Linked DNA regions of Homo sapiens: region 2 is linked to region 1. Evidence: chromatin loops called from intact Hi-C (ENCODE). Cell type or tissue: heart right ventricle. All regions are shown on one strand. Links, peaks and the distances in the headings refer to the core of each region. The heading gives the core; the rest is flanking DNA. Region 1 has its middle 310 kb from the start of CXCR4. Region 2 has its middle 110 kb from the start of THSD7B.

Region 1 (11,388 bases), core at 1,834-9,833:
AAGGGCTGATAAGCTGGATTTCAGTAAAATTCAAATTTTCTGCTCTATGAAAGTCACCATCAAGACAGTAAGAAGAGCCACAGACTGCAAGAAAATATTTGTCAAATATGTGTCTCTTAAAGGACTAATATCCAAAATATACAAAGAACTCTTAAAACTCAACAATAAGAAAACAAAACAACCTAATTTTTTAAATGGCCCGAAGACCTAACCAGATACCTCACCAAAGAAGATATACAGATTGCAGATAAGCATACGAAAAGATGTACCCATCATTTGTTATCAGGGAAATGTAAACTAAGACAATAATAAAATACCTCAACACACCTATTAGAATGGCCTAAATCCAAAACACTGAGAACACCAAATGCTGGCAAGGATATGAAGCAACAGAAACTCTCATTCATTACTAGGTGGGAATGCAAAATAGTAGTCACTTTGGAAGACAGTTTAGCAGTTTCTTACAAAACTAAATATACCCTTAACATAAAATTCTGCAGTTGTGCTTAGTATTTACCCAAAGGAGTTGAAACTTATGCTCATACAAAAACCTGTACCTAGATGTGTATAACAGTTTTATTCATAATTGCCAAAACCTGGAAGCAACCAAGATGTCCTTCAATGGGGGAATGGATACACAGTGGTATATCTAGACAATGAAATATTATTTGGTACTAAAATGAAATGGTTTATCAAGCCTTGAAAAGAATAGAGGGAACTTTTATGCATATTAACACTCAGTGAAAGAAGCCAGTCTTAAAAGGCTGCATACTGAATCATTCCAACTATATGACGTTCTGGAAAAGATAAAACTATGGAGACAGTAGAAAAGACCAGTGGTTGTCAGGAATTAAAGGGAGAAGCAGGAATGAATAAGCAGAACACAGAGTATTTTTAGGGCAGAAAAATTTTATGTATGATTCCATAATGGTGGATACCTGTCATTATAAATTCGTCCAAACTCATAAAATGTACAACACCAGGAGTGAGTCTTAAGGTGAATTATTGACTTTGTGTGATAATGATTTGTCAATGTCAGTTCATCAGTTGTAACATATGTGCCACTCTGGTAGGGAATGTTGACAATGGGGGAGGCATGTATGGGGCAGGGGGTATATGGAAAATCTCTAACTTCTGCTCAATTTTGCTGTGAACCTAAAATAGCTCTACAAAATAGTATATTAAAAAAAATAAAAGAATTGAGACTTACATACCATCCATCTAAAATATTAGTTCTGAACTCCTTTTCCTCTCCAATTCCACTCAAGTCAAATCCTGGTTATATTGTTGAAAAAATGGTTTAGAGAATCCAAACCACCAATCACTGCAATGGGCTGTATTCATTTCTGCCCAGCAAATATACAGTCCAGTCAGATGTGTTCTCTAAATCTGCTTCATCTTGGATACAAGAGGCATGAACCGTCAGTGCGGAAATCCCTAAGATTATTTATGGAAGTGGGACCTACTGCTATTTCTGTTCCCATCTCCAGAAGGTTTAAGTCAGATACCTTCTGGAACAGTCTAAATGTGGAGGCAGGAAGAGGGGTGGAAAAGATAAAAGACCTTTGGATTAAAAGTGAGGAATTGGCCAGGCGCGGTAGCTCATGCCTGTAATCCCAGCACTTTGGGAGGCCAAGGCGGGTGGATCACCTGAGGTCAGGAGTTCAAGACCAGCCTGGCCAACATGGCGAAACCCTGTCTCTACTAAAAATACAAAAAAGTTAGCCAGGCGTGGTGGCGCACGCCTGTAGTCCCAGCCACTCGGGAGGCTGAGGCGGAAGAATCACTTGAACCCAGAAGGCCAAGGTTGCGGTGAGCTGAGATGGCACCACTGCACTCCAGCCTGGGCACAGAGTGAGACTCAGTCTCAAAAAAAAAAGTGAGGAGTTCTGGGCCATTGATGAAAAACCACTTAACATTTCCAGGCCTTGATTTCTCATTTGTAAAATTAGAATAATATTTTCCTTACATCCTTTACAAGATTATAATGAGAAAAAGAAGGAGAAAACGGAATAAAAATTGCTAATGAAAGCACAAAGTTCTAAGAATATTTAAATAACACTAACTCTAATTAAATCAGAGTACACAGTCCATATTTAGGCATAGGAAAAAAGAAAGACTAGAAGGAAATACACCCAGTCAATTATCTCTGGCAGATAATGGTCGTTATCTCTAAATGGTAACATATGGGTGATTTTCATTTCCTCATTTCTTCCTTCCATATTTTTTGAATTGTTAAATAATAAACATAGTAGGGTGTTAAGCAGAAAAAATAGTCTAAAAGAAAAACATGTGGGTCAGTGAGATCCCACTTTCTCCTTTGGTTACATTGGTTGCCTTCTGGACATTTTATTGCTCTGTTTGTAAGTGTTACACTTAGAAGCTGGGTAAAATAAATAAAAGAAGGTCAGCTTCATACCAATCAATTTCTGTTGCATGTTAGCACTCCTTTGAAAGGATTTGATAGAAAGAGGCGGCTGAAGCCTCGTGGCTGGAATAAGGCTTAGACGGCATGTTTGCATTTCAACCATTCAGGCTGCCCCCACTCCCTGCTACTACAATTTAACTCTGCCATGTTGTTTCACCTCATTTGGGAACCACATATGAAGTTGTCGTGAAAATTACTTAATAGAAAAAATGTTCATAGATTCTCAGGTAAAGAGGTACAATGTAGAAGTTCCAGAGGTAAAGAGGTATGATGTAGAAGTGTTGTGCATATGTGATTTATAAAGTGGTATTGCATACCCAGACTCAATACATCAGCAATGGATTGGCTGCTGACCATAATGGTAACAAAAACATATACTTTTATGGGAACAAAACATATACTTCTATCACTGAACTAAATACTTCTTGAGTCCCTACAACGTGCTAAACAGAATGATGACAAAGACAGACTCAATCCCCTGGCACCTAACACAGTGTCTGAATATATAGAGGCTCCCAATCAACGATTGCTGAATGACTGTACGAGCCCCTTGTGCCTGAATGACTGTCCTCACAAATGTGGGCGGGACTGTCCCTGAAGAGACTGGAACCCCCAGTCACCCTAAGGAAAAGAGGCAGGTTATCAGGGGTGAGCTAGTTGTATGTCCCTTTCACCAACACCACTACCCCCCAAATAAGGGGGAAACTTTATCCCTTCAGAATCAAATTAAAATCAAAGATAAAGTAGAGGAATAAATGTCTCAAAAGCTAAACTGAGCATCACAGGCAGAATATTAGATGATCCTAAGGAATACTGTTCATTTTGTGGAGGGGGGAGTGATAATGTTGTTTTACACTTTTTAAAAAGTTTTTATATATTGAAGCATGTAAGAATGAAATAACATGAAGCCTAGTATTGTTTCTGAAGAATCTGGGAAGGAGGGTGGGCAGTGGCAAAATTAGGGATCTAGGACACAAAAGCTGTGGGATCAGCGAGACTGGCCACATGTTGGTTATGAGGGAGGCTGAGTGATAGGAGCAGGCAGGAATGCCAGTGGTTCCTACATTTGTCTGTGCATCAAAACCAGCCAGGGAGTGTCAAAGACACTGATACCTGTGTTCCACCCACAGAGACAGTGATTTACATGGTCTGGGAAAGCGACTCTGCTTTGGAATTTTTAAAAGATCCCCAAGTGATTCTAATATGCAGGAAACACTATTCTCTATACTTCTGAGTTTCAGTAAATTGCAGAACAAAAATGTCTTTTAATGTAACGGGGACAAAAGGGTAGTTAAGTAATAAGAGGAGGGTCAAGGGGCAGCCCCTGCCTCCCGCGTTGTCTGAGGATGAAGGGCTCGCTTGTCTCCCCTCTAAGTCCTTTGGTCCCAGCCTCCTCTGTCAGCAGCTGTCTCCCCATCTCTTGGTTTCTGACTCGGGGTACAGTCCACATTCAATGGCACAACCACATCAACCCACTGTCCTCTACAAATGGCACCACCCTCAAGCCCATAGAAGGACCCCTTGATTGTAGCTATTCCCCCTGACACTTCCAGTGAGCCTGGACTCCACAATGAAGCAATCTTTCCTCCCTCCCTCTTCTACTTTACCACCCTCACCCCATTCTCACTCCTCTCTTTCTTTTGTGACAGTGAATTATCCACTTTTGCCTCCCACTAGGAAGGTGAGACCAGGGCTTCCTAGCAGCCTCATGATTGAGTTTAATCATCCTTGGATGGAAGGATGTTTTTTTACCAACTCATTTCCAGCAGGACCTGCAAATCCCTCTCACCTGGTTTTCCAAAGACTCCCACAGGCAGACCCATCTTATGGGATAATGCTTTATTTTAACCAGAATGTCTCAATAATAGGTTCCATGTTCTCAGCTGTGCTCATGGTGAGGCTGTGATTTTCCTTCATGAAAATGCTATTATTACAGAACTACAGGGTCTCCATCCTCCCAAAAACAGTCTTCTATTATTCATGGGGAAATGGTGCTTTGGAGAGGGATTTGCATGTGGTTCTCTCAAGTGAGCCAAGCATGGCTGACAAAAAATGCCCTACAAACTGTAACTTCAGCAAGCCTCCCTGACATTCACCAAACACCTAGCTGTGTGGCCAGAAGTTCACTGCAAAGGTGAAAAGACCCCTGAAGTGAAAGAGAAGACCCAGTAAATGGAATCCTGACTACACCTATGGCTCCTTTATTCTTCTAAGCCACCTGTGAGGCCATCTGGGCCCTCAAGAAGTGAAGGGAAACAACAGGTATTAAGGACCCACTGTGTGCAGCTGCTCCGCACAGAAGCAAGGACTAAAAGTCAACAAGGGAAGCAGGTAGAGTTGGGTGTGCAATAGGGTGTGGTGGGGACTGCAGTCTATACACTGTAGAAAGGCAACCACTACATAGTTTCAGACCATTGTTTGATGTGGAAATACTGATTCGGTGTAGCCATGTCTATTTTTTTCCAGGGAAGCTGAGGACCTGGAATTTCAAGAGAAATCTCTCCATTATTTAAAATCATGGTAAATAATTCTATTTATGATGGCAAATAGTGTACACTCCAAACCCCCTGGTCTCCAATCTGCTACCTTGGCTTGATCTATGTTTCTCTCCGCTCCTTCCCTGAACATCCACACCCGCTAATTCTGCCTGCCTTCGTCCTGCTGCCTCCCCTGCCAGTCCCCAGCCCGGGGCACCCCATGCAGACCCCTGTCTCTCTTGCTGAACTGAAAACACCCCTCAGCATATCTGCCTGGGAGGCATCACCATGCCTGATTGCCTTAGCATCCTCAGAACCTTCTTGTGCCTGGCACACAGGTGGTGAAGTTGTGTGTGCTAAAAGAGGGAACAGACGAACTGCATTTCCTTTACTCCTCACCCCACCCCAGGATTCTCATCCCCATCGCACAGAGGAGTGAACTCAGGTTCAGCCAGGATGAGGTACCAGTCTCAAATCCCACAGCTGGTGGGAGGCTGAGCTGGAGGTGCAGCCCGTGCCCGTCTAACCCCAAGCCTCTGCTCTTTGGGCTGCCTCCTCGTGTCTTCAGGAGCCCTAAACCACGTGCAAGCATTTTGTACCTACAGGAAACCACTGTCCTAGCTTGAGGTAGGAACAAACAGCATATTAAAAGCATATAAAAATTCCCCCTCCACTTTTCATCCTAACGTGTCACCAGGCCACTCGCTGACTCATTTACTGTTATGGACTGCATCCCCTTGCTGGGTCAAAGCCTGAAGTGGGTGAGCAAGTCCATATATTTTAAATGCCCATAAAATATCCAACAGCAAGTGCATGTTAACTGGAGTCCTCGGCCCTCCACTGAGGAGTTTTCAAACCACACAAAACATCTATTCTGCCTTTGACCTTTTAGTATTTAAAACTATCACCAAAACATTGCCCTCCAAAAACAACAACAAACAAACAACAACAACAAAAAAAACAGAACAGCTTGTTCACATTATCCCTGAACACTCGTGCACACGCTGGAGGTCCTGCGTGCCTCTGAGATGCTCTTATGGCCTCCAGGGCGTACGTGGGAGTCGGCTTAAACCCTTCTCTGAGAACAGACACACCCCTGCTCCCAGGAAACTGACCTGCCGGCTTCAGCTCTAGCCCAGGTACCAGCCCCCAAATCATAAGAAAGCAAAAGCGCGGGGTCCCTCAACACCCCGTCTGCGATCTGCCGGGACGCTTCCGGCCGCGGGCTGCGCACGCCCTTGGCTGCGCAAATCCAAGTGCCTGGCCTGCCACCTTGTGGACACCAGGAGTAAAACCGCCGGTGGGCTGGCTCCAGTGCCCTCTGCCCACCTTATCTCTGTGCGCCTGAAAGAAAGGCGGCGAGAGGCGCGAATGCAGGTGAGAAGCGGATTCGTTCGGCAAAATTAGCTCGTGAGGAGGATTTGGGGAGCATTTTTTCTCCGCATAATTCAGACTTTTTATGTCAGGGGTGATGCAAGTTTTAAATGCCCCAAATCCAAACCAGACTCACCTTTAACTTTGGGGTTAACGCTAGTGTTAACTAAGAGTTTTTTTCCTTTTTCTTTGAGAGGGAGTTTTCGCTCTTGTCGCCTAGGCTGGAGTGCAATGGCGCGATCTTGGCTCATTTCAACCTCCATTTCCTGGGTTCAAGCAATTTTCCTGCCTCAGCCTCCCGACTAGCTGGGATTACAGGCACAAGCCACCACGCCCGGCTACTTTTTGTATTTTTAATAGAGACGGGGTTTCACCATGTTGGCCAGGCTGAACTCTGACCTAAAGTGGTCGGTCTCCTGACCTCAAGTGATCCGCCCACCTCGGCCTCCCAAAGTGCTGGGATCACAGGCGTGAGCCACCGCGCCCGGCCAAGAGTTTCTTAAACTTTAAGCAGTGTCAGGATCTCCCAGGGAGGTTTTGAAAATGTCAATGCCCCACTCACTCCAATCTATTTACTCAGAATCTAGGTGCCGCATCGTTATTTTTTTAACTTAATCTACCTTTATTGTAATTTTTAAAAATAACATACTTACCATCTTAACTATTTTCAAGCATACAGTTCAGTAGCGTTAAGTATATTCACATCATCAAGAAAATACTTTTCTTCCTGCAAAACTGAAACTCTGTATTTTAAACAACTCCTCCCCTTCCACCTTCTCCAGGCCCCTAGTTACCACCATTCCACTTTCTGTTTCTATGAATTTGACTGTTCTAGGTACCTCATATAATCATACGATATTGTCTTTATGTGACTGGCTTATTTCACTTAGCATAATGTCCTCAAAGCTTATCCATGTTGTAGCATGAGACAGGATTTCCTCCCTTTTTATGGTTGAACAATAGTTATCTGTGTTACATACCACAGTTTGTTTATTCATCTGTCAATGGACACTTGGGTTATTTCTGCCTCTCAGCTTTTTTTTTTTTTCCTATGAATGTGGATGTGTAAATATCTCTTTGAGGTCCTGCTTCAATTCTTTTGAATATATACCTAGAAGCGGGATTGCTGGATTGTCTGGTAATTCTATTTGGTACCTTTAGCTTTAACAGGCCCCAGGGTGATTCTGATACACAGAACCACGGGTGTAGCCCACTCCTTCACAACTCAGGTGGGGAATCCAGGGTCCAGATGATGTATGAGGATGCATTTGTGAGGTTTTGCTCCATCACTGCCTGCCTAATGAATAAACTTTGGGTTCTATGTAGTTCCAATTACTCAACCTGCTAATAGCCTAGAGGAGACAGACAACAAATCAGCAAACAAAATAATTTCAAAGAGTGTTTAGTGCTATAACAAAAGCAAGCCAGAACACAGTAACCATATGATAACAAGGCTAACCTGATTCCCATTTACAGCTCAGCAAAATGAGGCACAGAGCAGTTAAGGGCTAGCTGAATATGACACAGCCTGCCTATGGTGGAGCCTAGAATGGAAGCCAGCCAATAGAGCCCGCTTAGGGCAGGCAACGTCTCAACTGAGACCAGAATGGCAAGGAGGAGTCAGCCAAACAACGGTTCTGGGGCAGAGCATTCCCTGGCACCACACGCGAAGAGGTTGCAGAAACCGAAAGAAGACCAAAGTGGCTGCAGCAGCAGGGAAGTCAGAGGGAAAAAGGAGAGCACATGGGAAGGCAACAGGTCATGAAAGATCTCATTAGAGCGGGTGCCGTGGCTCATGCCTGTAATCCCAGCACTTTGGGATGCCAAGGCCTCCCAAATCACAAGGTCAGGTGATGGAGACTATCCTGGCTAACATGGTGAAACCCCATCTCTACTAAAAATTCAAAAAATTAGCAGGGCATGGTGGCATGTGCCTATAATCCCAGATAGGAGGCTGAGGCAGGAGAATCGCTTGAACCTGAGAGGCAGAGGTTGCAGTAAACCAAGATCATGCCACTGCACTCCAGCCTGGGTAACAGAGCGAGACTCCCTCTCAAAAAAATAAAAAAGATATTGGCCAGAATGAGGAGACTGGGTTTTATTCTGCTGTCTCTGGGAAGCCAGTGGAGCATTTTCAGCAGGGTAGAGACTTCAGCCTTTGCTTTCCTGTCAATACCCATCCCCAGTGATGCATTTGAGACATGGCTGCAACAAGAAACTGAGGTCTGGTGGGGACCCTAAGAGTCTAAGTTTCCAAGTTTTTGCATTCCTTGACATATTTCACTAATATTTCACGACAACCTAGACTTTCTGAGGCTAGACAATCACATTCATTTCTCTACTCATGAGCCTCTTCACACTGAGGCCCGCTCTCCTCAGCAGCCAGCACTTAACTGACGACCTACAGCCACCTTAGCCACAGACTCTGTAATTCGCTTTTACCTCCCCACCCCACCCTCATACCCTGTGGCCCTGGGGACAGCCCTTGATCTTTCTGGAGCCCTGGTTTCCCAACACAGAGGAACAAGACTATTTGCCCCTACTTAGGGAGATCCATGAAGACCTGTAATTGTTGAAGACAGGTTCATGAGTGTGAATTAGAAACTGCAGCCAGTTAAAGGAAGAAAAAGAGGCAACTGAGGAAATAGATGTGTTAGTATTTTTACCATGAAATATCACTTACATCTACATCAACTGGAGAAGATTAAAAGAATTATTTCGCATGAAGCATTTGCCCTCCTCAAAGGCACTGCTATTATCAGGTCTGTAAGAAACTGCTCATCCCTGAAGCCTTCATGTAACAATCTTTGCCTTTTATCCTGACCAATTCACCTCATCACAGAAAGCGCCAAATCTGCTATACTGAATCCTGTTTAATGGTGGGAGGCACTCAGTAGTGTCACTTCCCAACCATGCTCTGATTTCCTTGTAGGGAATCACCTTGGCCCTCACTGTGTGCAGTCTTCGTGGGACAATAAAACCACGTGCCTGCCCTCCCAGAGTGGAAGCTGGAGGGGCTCCACGAGGCTCCTTCTGCTCTGTCCTTCCTCTCGCCAGCTTGATACAGGGCAGTCCTGTGACCTTGGCTCAGCCAATAGAATACTCGCTTCCCTGAGATGTTGAATCTTGACAGTGACACAAGGACAGACAAGAAATTAGGATCCATTGATTCCTGTGGAGCCCTGGAGAGAACAATGAGCAGAGCCCACTATAAGATGTTCTGGAACAATCTGGTGCCCACCTGCTCCAAGTTCCTCAGCCATCACTTCCATTATTTGACCCTGTAAACCTTCTTAAAAAGTTCATTAGTCCTTTTTTTGCTAAAGGTTGCCAAACTTTCTGTTACTTGCAACTAAGAAACTCGACTGGATACAATGAACATTCAGGGATCACAGTTAGGTATCAGTAAGCACCCACTATCTGTTAAAAATTAACATTCACCTGCTACCCAAAAATACAGTGGCAAAAAAAAAAAGGAGGCATCATTTTTCGCTCACACAGAAGAAATCCAAAAGTGCATTGTCCAGGGCTGGCGTGGTGCCCTATGGTGTTAGCGATGACCCAGGCTTCTTCTCACTTTCTGCTCCACCATCTTCCACTCAGATTCCATCCATGAGGTCTCCTCACCATCCCAGGACTGTCACTGGGACTTGTTATCCTAGCCATGTTCCAGGCAGGGAGAAGGGAGACGGGGAAAGGAATGGGTCTCCTGCCAGCCAGGTGAATCCCCTTGAAGGAATTTTGCTGGAAGTGACTTCCACTCACACCTCATTGACCACCCCAACCTCAAGGAAAGCTAACAAATATGTTTGTTTTTTTAAGCAGGGCATCTTGAAAAATTCAAAGAGATTTTAAATGTTCTCACCACAAAAAGATAAGTATGTGAGACAATACATATGTTAATTAGCTTGATTTAGCCATTCCATGATGGACACGTATTTCAAAACCCATTCTACATGATAAATATATGCAATTTTTATTTTTCAATTAAAAACAAATTAAAATCTTTAAAATTAGAAATTTTAAAATTAAAAACTAAATAAAAGTTGGAAGAATTGCCATACTCAAATATACAGGGATCTTATCCTAAAAAAACAAGAGAGCATGGATACTGGGTAGGCAACTGGCAATCTCTTTCACACACTGCTTTCTGGACAACTGCTAAGGAAAGGTATTCTGAGGACCATCACCCATCTTTCATCTTAGTTTCCCCTCAACCTTTCTTGGTCGATCCTGTCTAAAAAGATTCCCTAGTCAAAACTCTGGTTTTGAGGAAAATGACAGGAAATTTTCCATTTCCGTGGACCTCACTTGGAATCATCGTTCCACTAGGTCTTTATTGAATGACTTTGAAGACGACACTTAATTCTTCCAAACCTTAGTTGCCCAAAATGTAAAGTCTGTCTCAGTCAAGGACTGACCCAGGCAACAACCTGCAGTCCCTTCGAGGTTAAAGATGATGTAAAATTAGCATTTCTAATAGTCGGAATGTTCAACTACCTTGCAATGAGCAGCAAAGTAAAAGGGATATACAGGTCATGAAGTGGACAGAGCTTTCACAATTCTTCTCAGCCTTTGACCCCAGGAAGGGTTTGACTTGTGCCTTGAGTTCAGATAGAAATGTGTCTCCTTGGATTTCCTTGGAAGTTAAAGAGAAAAAGCTACTGTGACCCAAGGGGTAAACTCACCTAAGGGAGCTGGCGGGGAGGGAGTTAATTTCATCTTTATGGCCAAAATATTTCTAAGTCCCTCTTGGAAGACAATTCTCCATGTGTCTGACTGCCTTTGCTGGAGACTATCTTTCCCAGGATGTTTGTATAGAGAGCAGCCTTGGAAGACAGAAATTGTGCCTCCCTCCAGAGCAAAGAGCAAGGTTGTTTATTGCCCACGTCATAAAGATGGCATCTGCCTCTGGAGTTAAGCCCAGCCATGCTTATTCCCTGTTAGAAAAGATTTGGATTCCCTGAACTCAGGGTACCTCTGTAACACAACTCACTGCACACACAGGCATTACCTGGCCTTCTCCACATTGCCCTGATACAAATGTTGATATTCTGGTTACTGCTAATGTGGAATATAGTAAAGTTATTTGTCTCTGACCCAGGAGTC
Region 2 (11,388 bases), core at 2,085-10,084, 230 kb before region 1:
GCTCATGCCTGTAATCCCAGCACTTTGGAAGGCCAAGGTGGGTGGATCACTTGAGGTCAGGAGTTTGAAACCAGCCTGACCAACATGGCAAGACCCTGTCTCTACTGAAAATACAAAACAATCAGCCAGACATGGTGGTGGGTGCCTGTAATCTCAGCTACTTGGGAGGCTGAGGCAGGAGAACTGCTTGAACCTGGGAGGTGGAGGTTGCAGTGAGCAAAGATCACACCACTACACTCCAGCCTGGGCAACAGAGCAAGACTCCATCTCAAAAAAAAAAAAAAAAAAAAAAAGACTCAGGTCCCAGACACAAGTCAACCACTACCTAGGAAGTGTGTTATGTAACTTTTTGTTTGTATCTTTTTTCAGGAAATCAAGGCACAATCAGCTCTTCTTCCCTCACAGCATGATTGGAAGAGTGAAACAAGAGAATGTGAAACCCCTTTAGAGAAATGTATCATCCACTCTGTATACAGATGTAAATGATTATTATTTTTATTGAATCATTAGAATCAGGTCAGAATGCATTATTCAGGGAGGATCCCGGGATGTGGGCAGCTCTCTCATTTGGGAGGAGTTCTGGAGGGAAGCATCTTATATGTAGGACCAGAATCCCCAGTGAGCAAGTGTGATTACCACTTCCAAGTGTAAAAGCATCCTCATCCCCTTAACCTCCATGTCCCTCCTGACACAAGGAAGCAAGGTCTTCTTACCACCTACGGCTCCCTCTGATTCTGACTTCTAAAGGACAGTGATTATCCTCTTTTTATACAAACCCCACTGATCAAATCCCTCAGGATTTCCCCACAGATACCCTCTGCCATTTTGCCATGGCCCCTCTGTTCTTCTGTCCTTATGCTGCCTCTGATATTTCCCTGTTCATTTATCCTCATGCTAAATGATTTCCATCTTGTACCTGCCACCGCTCTGGTCTAGGTGTCTATAGTGTCACTCTGGGCTGACAACACCAACTTCCTAACTTCTCTCTGCTTTCAGTCTCTAATATTTCTACCTTAGATTAAGCCCATTTTTTCTAACATTCTGCTTTTATTACATCATCCATTTCTACTTTTATTACATCATCCATTTCTACCTTTATTACATCATCCATTTCTACATTTTTGAATTACAAAAGTCACATGCTTTTCATAATATTTTCTGTCAATTCAAAAATATATAAAGAGAAAAAAATCCCATAAGACTGATCTTACTCTCACCCTCAGGGTAAGCTAAGGGCATAACTCAAGAAGGTAATTTTGCACATTCCAAGCTAAATGAGTCCTGGTTGTAGCTTTCCACTGAATGCTTACAAAGGCAGAACATATGGAGGAGTAATGATCTTGTATTTCCTTTAGACCTGTGGCTTCCAAAGCCTACCCTTCAGGGGCAGTAGAGTCACACACAGGTACTTCAGGGACCAAAGAGGGGCTGAGGGACTTTAGGGGTCTCTTGCCCCCTTCAATTAGCACACCTCCACTTTTCTCTATTTCCTGTTCTGCCTTGCCAGGTAAGATATCATTAGAAGAAAAAACCTGTTGCAAAAAATAATAATTTGAAAACCATTCCTTACAGGCTATCTTCCCTAAGTATCTCTTCTCTCAGACTGAATTCTGATAGGGGTTAGAGAGTTGACAATTTGAGGTTATTCTCTCTGACAAGTGTCTGGAAAGCAGATGGTCTATGTTATTGATTGAGCAAAGATTGATACGTTTTATGTACAAGGCAAAGAAGTGGTTGGTTTGATATTTTGTTAAAAAGTCTTCAAAACTATACTGTAAGATTCCTGCGGGGAAGGATGGTGTCTTACATGCCCATGCATGCCCTACAATCATCCAAAACTGTGTCTTGAAGATATTGAGGAGGTCCTCACACTCACTTTGATCTGTATTGGACCCATTTCAGCCATCAATTTCCCTCCTGGGCTTATGAAGTGCTTGATCTGTGTTTTGAGGGCCATTAATGTCTGAAGCAGGGCCACATGTTCTAACTTGCCTCATCTTATACATTTCCCAGAAGAATACCTGGTAAGATTTGAAATATTTGCAGACTCCTCCCCTCATCCTTCTTTCTCCTGGCTCTCAAGTTACCCCTACCTGAGGTGTTTTTTTCCAGACCGGCTCTGCTGTGACAGCACACTCCAGCTTGGTCAGAGGACCAGCTCAATAAAGGGTTTCAGCCCCCACAGAATTGCCTTCCTTTACGCTCACTCTACACTGAGGAGCAATATAAAAGAGTTCTCCATTTTCCCTAACTTTTATCAAAACTTAGCCATTCTGTGTTCCAGGTCCATATTTTATTCCAGCTGATCTAACAAACTGTTAAGAGTTAACAAGTCCAGGGAAGTCTATAGCTTAGGCTGAATCTTTGTGCCGCTACTGCATAACACACAGTCTTATTCTGACAGAGGCTGATAATAACTAGCAAACACAAGTGGTAAGAGGTGGTATTTTAAGACTGCAAGAGTCTTCAAATCAAAATAAATAGGTGACATGTGCCTAGGTCTTATTACATGGGTATATGAAAATAACTTACATGCCTTACCCCTCCATGACAGTCAGAAGAAATCAAAGAATCTTCCTTCCCATGGCCACAGCCAGGACACTCTAGACTTGGCCCCATTTACTGAATAGAGTGAGGGCCTCCTGTATGCACAGAGATGTTCTTCAAACAACATGAAGCCATTTTTTTCACACAAATAATTGTTGAGTATCTGCTCTTCATTAGGCCTGTGCTAAATACTAGGTGACAATGATGAATAGGACAAATTCCCTGCCCTCATGGGCATATAATCTAGTAAGAGAGACAGACATTAAAAAGGCAATTACAATAAAGTATATTAGGAGCTATTATAGGGAAGGAACAGGAAGTTCACAGCCCACATCCCAGGGTTAGAATACCTGCACCAGGGGTTTATTGCACCTTTTCTCCCTCTGTGGTCAACCACATTGACTCTTCCCCCTCCATACCAGTATCTTATTTCATGGAAAAAAGACTTGAGTTTCATCACTATAGACACTGCTGATATATGCCTTCTGTGTGCTGAAGACAGTCCATAGGAAAAGGATTTTTGAATACCAAGGGCCCAATTAATATTTGTTGACTTTAATGATGGAAATTGTAAAAAAAAAAAAAAAAAAAAGAGTCTAAAGTATATGAAACTTCAGTGACATTCTCAGTGAGCTTTAATTCTCACCAAAACTGGGAATCTCACATCCAGAATCATGCGAAGATGCTCCACCCACAAATTAAACTACACAAGGAAGTTTGTTTTGCTTTTTCTTATCAAGACCCTCTTTTCTCCATTCATCAAAATTTTGTTCCAAGCCCTCAGCCTCCCCCTTTACAATCTAAACTTCGTAGAGTCAGATTTGCATCTAGCACACCAGGGAGACCAGCTCAAGTCCCCATATAGGACACACTGGACATGGACCTTGGATGATTGAAATGAGGAGGGAATCCTCTCTTCATTTGTTTGCAGATGATCCATTTTAGGCTAGGGAGAACTCTTCTTGGAATGCCTTCAGCCTATTGAGGGCCAAGTAGGAAACTGTGGTATAACCCAAAAAGGAAACAGCTAGGAGGCCACTGAAGGGATGATTCTACTCTAGGTTTTAGGTGTTAAGGATCACAGGGGAAGAAACTCAAGGTCACAAACGGTTCAGTTCACATAACCAGAGCAGAAGTGCAGCTAGGACCTGGTGTAGAAACTGGAGAGAAATGAGTTATTCGTCTGAAGTGGTTTCTCTTGTGTCTTTTTTAGTACTTCAAGGGAGCTGGATGACTTGAGACTTTGGGATTCTGGACGTCAGTGTCCTTTGAGGAAGTGACCAACAAACTAGGGGGAGGAAGTGAAGACAGGAGCGAAGAATATGGGGGTGAAGGCGGCGGTGGGCATAAAGAGGTGTTGTTAGTGTCTCTGGGTTCAGGTTACAGCTCCCTTGCCCAGGGAGGGGGCAGATGACAGCCCCTTGTTTTAGCCTCAGGTACTTACTACCCTACCGTTTGTGATTTCCCCACATCCTGCCTACTTCTTTAGAGATAATCTCTTTATTAAACTCTCCTCAAGTTACCCACTTTGAGTAAGCTATGTCCTGCCTTTGACATAGCTTGACATGTAATTTAAGAAAATTCATAGATGAGTTGAAGGGGTTTGACAAAGATATTAGAGAAGAAAGGGACATCAAGTTGTGGGAAGAACATAAGCAAAGGCATGAAGAGAAACTAGGAGGCATTAGAAAGAAGGGTGGAGCCGGATGACTAAAGGCCTTCTATTTCATGCTAAGAAATTTTTTACTTGGCCCTATAGCCACTAAAGTGCAAAGCACAATCAGTGTTACAAATCTGGGATGGAAGTATGAGAACAAAAGCAGGAAATCCTACAGGGTCCTACAGAAGTCCAGATGAGAAATGTTTTGAAATATGTTGTAGAAATTGTGTTTTCTTTCTCAATTAAGGGTCTTCATCTATATACACAGTTCACTAAAAGGCATATGAAAGAGAGAGGTATCAAACAAAAAAAAAGTTAAGGAGATGGAAATAACAGTGAAAATTAGGTCAAGAGATTAAAGACAACTAGAAATGTGTGCTAGCTCCCAGATTTCTCACTAGGGAAGATAATTGTACCATTAAGACTGAGGATCTAAGAGCAGGAAGAGATTTAAGGAAGAAAATAGATAGTTCTGTGTTCTCCTTTGGCCAGTAGATAGAAGGAGGGACAAAAAATACAACCAGCCTAGAAACAATACACATCATTTAAAATTTAAGAGCATGCTTTGGTTATGCAGATTCAGCTTAAGGAAGTGATCCATCCTTCAGCCAGGCAAGACCATCAGAAAAGAAGTGTGGTTCTTATGGTCAGCTCAGAGGTCCTTCACACAGCCTGGCTCCTCTGAAAGTATCCATGTGCACTTCCTCTCTGTTCCTGGTGCTTCCAATATGAATTCTGTGCATATCTGTGTGAAGCGGCCTTTTAAAGTAAAGACTGTCAACTGTGAGACTGTGGGGACAGTAATAGCAAAATATGAGGGAAAAATGTTTTCATTTTCCGTCTGAAAATTGTAGTTTCACTTGTAAGATGTGACACATTTAATTTTAATGAATTGGGAATCGAAGTGTGTTTTTAATCAATTTCTCAGTATGATAGTATGTTGAGAGACAGGCAAGTGACTAAAGGGCAGAAGAAATGAAGAAGGTGATTGTGAGAATTGTTACTCCCATTCTCTAGCCCCCTCCAGCAAAGGAAGTGGTTATATTTGGAAATCCTAAGTTATCTCAAATATTTTCCATCCTGTTTCTTCCAGAAGAACAAAGCTCTGAATAGCTAAGAGTTTGGATTTGATATGCAATTTCTTGGCCAGAAGGTTGTCTCAGAAGCAAAGTAATGGACCAAGTCTAGACTCGACTGTTGGAGACAAGCCAGTGGTCTATAAACAGCAGTACACACACAGCTGAACACCAGCTCGCCAGTTCCCAGAATAGGAGGGGATTCTCCAGTTTGATGCTTTCATTAGGCATGTGATTCTTTCCAAACTTAGATTAGGAACTGGGGAGACTCCAAACAATAAATTTCATGGCCAAATCAAAGAAACAACAAAAGGGATGAAAGACATGGCATATTTTCATCCCATATTCATTATTCTATACCTGAGTCCTTTTTTTTGGAATGTGAAATGATTTTTTAAAAATTTTTTTAAGTTCCGGATACATGTGCAGGTTTGTTACATAGGTATACGTGTGCCATGGTGGTTTGCTGCCTCTATCATCCCTCACCTAGGTTTTAAGCCCCACATGCATTAGCTATTTGTCCTGATGCTCTCCCTCCCGTCACAACCCCAGTGTGGCCCCGCCAGACACTGACAGGCCCCGGTATGTGTTATTCCCCTCCCTGTGTCCATGTGTTCTCATTGTTTAACTCCCACTTATGAGTGAGAACATGCGGTGTTTGGTTTTCTGTTCCTGTTATACCTGAGTTCTTTAACCCTTTTACTCTCCCTCATCACTTACACTCCTGATAATCCAACGCCTAATCACACCTCAAAACCCAACTTAGTAGTTAGAAACCATGTAAACCATTTCCTTCATAAACCTCCTAAATCCAAACTCAGTCTCCCCCTAACCACCTCTGGAATTTGTCACCATATCTGCCCCTGTTATTCCCTTCATCACACAGAATAGAATCTACCATTTGTATGTCTGTCTTCTCTACTAGACTTTGTTTTTCTTGAGGCAGACCATATGTCGTATTCATCATTGTCCTAGTGCCTGGCCCAGGTCTGGCACTTAATAGATGTCCAGGGAGTGTGTACAGTGAGTTGAATGTAGGCACACTGAGTGCTTACAATTGGCCAGACCCTGTGCTAGAGGATCAGACACCAATGGGCAAAGGAGAAAACTTGGTTATGTTATGACAGGCAATTTCTAAGCACTCTATATACATTCACTTATTTTACCCTCATGGGAAGCATACACAAGAGATAAAATTAAGATTTCCATTTACAAAGGAGAAAATTGAGGCATAGATTTGGAACTAGGAAGTCTGCATCCAAAGTCCATCCCTTTAACCTCTATGCCTTGCTGTTCTCAGTAAAACCAACTTCATTTGTAAAGTACATTCCTTTGGCAAAGGTTTCCCATACATTTTTCTCTTGTAGTCAACCTTATTCTATAGCTGGTGACATGCTGTAATATAATAGTCTTAGTCTTCTTCTGGACTCCCGAACACTCATTTAGTCAAAGGATTATTTTCCTCTGGAGTCCGTCTTGTGGCCCGGTCTCCTAACAGGCCTCCAGGGCTGACCCATCTTGTTGGGAAAGCTAGGTGCAGGAAAACACACAAAACTCTGCTATGCAAAACTACTCCTATGGTGAAGCCCCTGGAAAACATTTGTCTAAATCCCCAACACTCACTTGGCCTCCTCCTGAGAGCTGGAAAGTACACACCACTCCTTGGCCAGTGTGTTTCTGTTTAGCTATACTGACAACATTGCCATTAAGGACAGGAGATTGTAATGTGTGGCATGAAAAGCCAGTGTGCTCTAATTCAAATCTGAATCAAAAAACATCACAGCAAGGAAAACACTCATCTTGGAACATCTATATTAATGAATTTAATCACATTTATCCTGCCCTGTCAGATGTGTGATTCAATATGCAAATTAAATATTTAGATAACAGTCTGTGAAGATTACTATGTTTGCTTAATAAATTAGTATTTTCTAAAACATTATGAAAAAGGAATATTATAAAAAGAATGCTGTGTAATCAACCTATCAGGCATAACCTATCTTTAATAGTCACCAGTTTCCACAAAAGGCAAGAAAAGCCTGCATGAGTTTCAGTTTTAACATCAAAATTAGATTTCTGAGGATTAACCTATCTTCTCATATTTAATGAATATTGACATGTAGCCACTGTCTGTTTTCAGCTTCAAAATCAAGGTTGGTGCCAAAACAGTAATAAAACCAGCAGAAAACAATGAGTGAAAGACAGGATGAAAGTTGATGTAATCTCTCCCTTTCTGAGCAAGGACTTGTGCTTTTGTAAACTTTTTAATGAATATGAATCCCAATGATCAGACTGACCTTCTCCAGATGGTTCCTGAAGTAGGGGGGAGATCTCTCCGCCGACTCCAGCAGTGGTTCCAGAGATACACAAACAGGATCAGCTTAGCCCCAGCCAGGCCTGTGACAGTGCTGACAGCTGGATAATCCCCCAAATGACAGTTCTTACAGAATATTTTGGTTCGATACTAGCACCTTCCCCCAGCACTCTGAGAACAATTGGCTCCCTCCTTGCTAATAACCATCACTGTTATTACTCAGCCCTTGTCATTTATCAACTAGATGGCTGCAAGCCCTACAAAATGTGTTTTCCTGTATCTGATTCCATACCTCTGGGTCATTCTCCTAGGTATGTCTAGAATGATCTTTCTGAAGCATGAATCTGGCCATGTAAGTTTCCCATTATACTTCCTTCAGAGGCTCCCCTGTTTCAAGAAGGACTGCCAAACTTTGCGATTTGACCAAAGCTCCAGAAAATCTCACCTCTCCAGAGACATTTTTTGTGCTTTCCAAATACTCTTAGCTCCAAGTAATTTGCTTACATTTTTCCACTAGTTTTTGCTCATGGTGTTTTCTTTATCTAAAATGTTCTTTTTCATACCCCTTGTGTCCTTCCTCTCAAGATGGTCAAAGATTATACTTACCTTAGCAAACTCAGTTCAAACATTTCCTGGGCTGCATCCTTCAGATTGGATAGGAGACATTCCTGTATCTCTCTCCTTAGTTCCTTATTGCCTTGTGCATACTTTGACTAAAACATTTATGCTACTCTGTTTATTCAGTTAGTCAACTAACACTTACTGAGCAATTGACAACTAAAGGCTAGACTCTGTACTCATGGCACATGTTCTCTCAATGAACAAGAGTCCCTGTCTCAAGAAGCTTCTAGTGAGACAGACAGGCAAATACACAACCATTGCAACACCCCTTGATAAGTGCTATGCTGAAAACTTCAGAAAGCTATGGAAGGAATAGGAGAGCCAACTAGCCCAGATTTTGTGGGGAGGGAAGAGGTAAGTCAGGAAAAATTTCATGGTGCAGGAACTCAAGATGAGAAGAACGTATAGGAATGGTTTAAATAAAAGGAATGGAAAAGAAGTTGAAACAACCAAGAAAAAGACTTAGGGGTGAAAGCAGAAGAAAACCAGGGCTAACAAAATAGACTTGGGAGGAAAAATGAAGGGCTCTACTTTAGACTTATTTTGGCTGGGATGTCTGTGATACTTAGGTAACTGGTACTTGAATACAGCCTCTCCACCATTCTTTCTACTCTCTTTTTCTGGAACTTGAGTGCAAACTCAAAGAAGCATTCTAGGTTAGTGATATAACCCTAACCTAGAAATCATCAGCATAAATATGGTACTTAAATGCACACAAGCTGATAAAATGAGCTAGGAGAGAAAAAACTGGTGTAGGGCCAGTCATGATGTATGATCTTCTTTGCACATTGCTGGATTTATTTTGGAACTTTTTGGTGAGGACTTTCATATATACGTTCATGAATGAGATTAGCTTGCAATTTTCTTATTTGTACTGTCCTGGTTTGGTGTTTGATTCAAGGTGTACAGTTTTTCTACCAATTCTGGAAATTTTTTCATCTGCTATTACTTTGAATATTGCCTCTCCACCATTCTCTCTAGTCTCTCATTTTGGAACTTCAATTAGACAGATGCAGAATCTTTAAATATCATCTTCTGTGTCTCTTAACCCCTTTCATATCTTCTATCCCTTTGCCTCTCTAAACTTCACTCAGGCTAATTGCTTCAGATCTATTTTCTGGAAGATTAATTCTCTCTTCATTTGTGTCCAATCTGCTGTTTAGTCTGTAAATATGGTTTTTTAATTTCAATTTTATTCTTTTAATTTCTAAGTATTCTGTTTGTTTCCTTTTTCCCAAATCTTCCTGGTCATATGTTTTGACGCTTTTTCATCCTTCTCAGCTTTCTTTAAATATATAAAACATACGTTGGTATCAGATTATTATAATATTTGCATTCTTTGTGGGTCTGACTCTATAGCTTTTTCTTTCTATTGACGCTTACTCATGATGGATTTTTTTTCTTGTATATTTGGTGATTTTTAACTAAAAGTTCTAATTCCTTTAAACTTTTTTACAGAAATTTTGGAACCTGAATCGTAAGTGTGTTTTTTCATAGAGGTTTGCCTTTGTTTCTGCCAAGCTCTTGTGGCCACTGTCAAGCCAGAGGCTCATGATGTCTGATGAGTTTGTGTGCTTTGTGTCTTGCTTTTCATTTTAATAACACAGTTGGTATGAATTCTGCCCTTAAAGCTGAAAGGCAGGCACATGAGATAGGAATTCTTAGTGGAGCTTGCTTTCTTTTTATTTTTACTCCATGCTGAAACAAGGCAGAGAAGGCAATTCTCCTTCAGTAAGGCAGATTATGTTCTAGTTCACCTACCAAACATGTTGTCCTTTGAGAACTGTAGCTTCATGCAAGAGTTTCTAATCCAACTTCCCAACCTGTTAAGGCTCCAAGCTTTATCACCTGCACACTGTGCATCCTCACAGTGTCTGAAAACCCAGGATCTTGGATACCAGAGCTCGGAGCTTTTAATACGCACGGGGAAGTGTAGTCTGCATGTAGGTGCCTTTGAAGATGTGACGTTTTCCTTGAAGCACATGCCCTCAGGACAATCACCAGCCATAATGCTTACTTACCCCTGTAGAATAATGTATTCTTGTCATTTAGACTTTAATTGTTTCCCTTACTTCACTGTGAGCTCAACCATGCTTTACAAATATATATTGAAGTATTTTATCCAGCATTTTTATCTGCTCTATACCTAGAGGGGTTTATCTGCCCATCTAGTATCATACTGCTGGAGATGAAATCCATTTCTTTATAATCTAACTTTTATAACACATTTCTGTACTATCCATCAGTCTGCCCTTGCAGTTCATTTGAATTGAGCAGGCCATTTCTCCATTTGCAAAGACTGTGAAGTGTCTCAAAGGAGCACAAGCTTTTCCCGGACCGCTTAAGAGGGCTGTAGAGAGCTGGTCTCATGCCTCTCGGCCCCTCCCCACCAATTGGGCTGGCACTCTAACGCCAATGTGTCTGCATGACACTGCTGCTCCTCCCCGTCATGCCAACCCCTCCCCTGGCAGAGCTCCACTTGACTGGGGTATGTGCTTGGTATTCCAAAACAGCAGTAAAGCCAACCAATTGCAGTATTTTCAAAGATTAATTATCACTCTCTTCTAAAAAGTCAATTTTCTTTAAACTAGGGGTGCAAATGAGAAAACAAACGAAAAATGGATTTCCAGAAGAACCACATTTTCTGCTATTCAGCAGGAATCATCCCCTCCCTGATTAAAATATTGGGATTGCTTCGTATCTTGTTAATCTCCAGTGAAGGGGCAATGTCATTTAAAATTAGCAAAAATCCTGTGATATGGGAGCAAACCTAGAGCAAGGCACTTATAAATGTTAATTTACTAAATAGATTTTTATCAGGTCAGTTTGGGTTGGCAATAGAGTAGCCAGCCACTTTATATGAGGTGACTTGAAAGAGGACAGGAGGATCTGTACTTCCTCTTGCTAATCCTCCCAGTAACAAGTCATTAGGGCATAAAATTCCACCGTCATTTTGGATGAAGCCTCTCTCTCTTTCTCTTTCTCTCTCTCAAATTAGTTTATCTATCTTTCTCCAACTCCCCTTCTATGGAGAGCAGATTACACAAAATCAAGGGGAAATGGGTGGTTAACTAAAGGCACACTGGGACTTTGGTTTCAAGCAGTGGGAAATGAAGGTATTCAAAAATCTGCAGAATATGAAATAAAGGAGGCTACCCAACTGTGGGCCT

The links. Peaks named below come from ENCODE experiments on the same cell type or tissue, not always from the same donor. Only the 100,000 strongest peaks of a DNase experiment are listed, where the experiment ranks them.
Region 2: a loop joins it to region 1, with 3 times the contacts of the local background. A loop is called at or near these places in 21 of 110 quality-filtered maps.

What each region holds. Positions count from the first base shown.
Region 1 is chr2:136,418,420-136,429,807 of GRCh38, reverse strand. No RefSeq gene overlaps it. Among named protein-coding and RNA genes, the nearest start is that of CXCR4, 310 kb to the right of the region's middle. In heart right ventricle, for the core only: CTCF peaks have their summits at 5,984 and 6,188 (motif pointing left); a DNase peak (open chromatin) is centred at 6,167; H3K4me3 peaks cover 696 bases; H3K27me3 peaks cover 2,595 bases.
Region 2 is chr2:136,648,081-136,659,468 of GRCh38, reverse strand. No RefSeq gene overlaps it. Among named protein-coding and RNA genes, the nearest start is that of THSD7B, 110 kb to the left of the region's middle. In heart right ventricle, for the core only: a CTCF peak has its summit at 5,341; a DNase peak (open chromatin) is centred at 5,429; H3K27ac peaks cover 2,133 bases.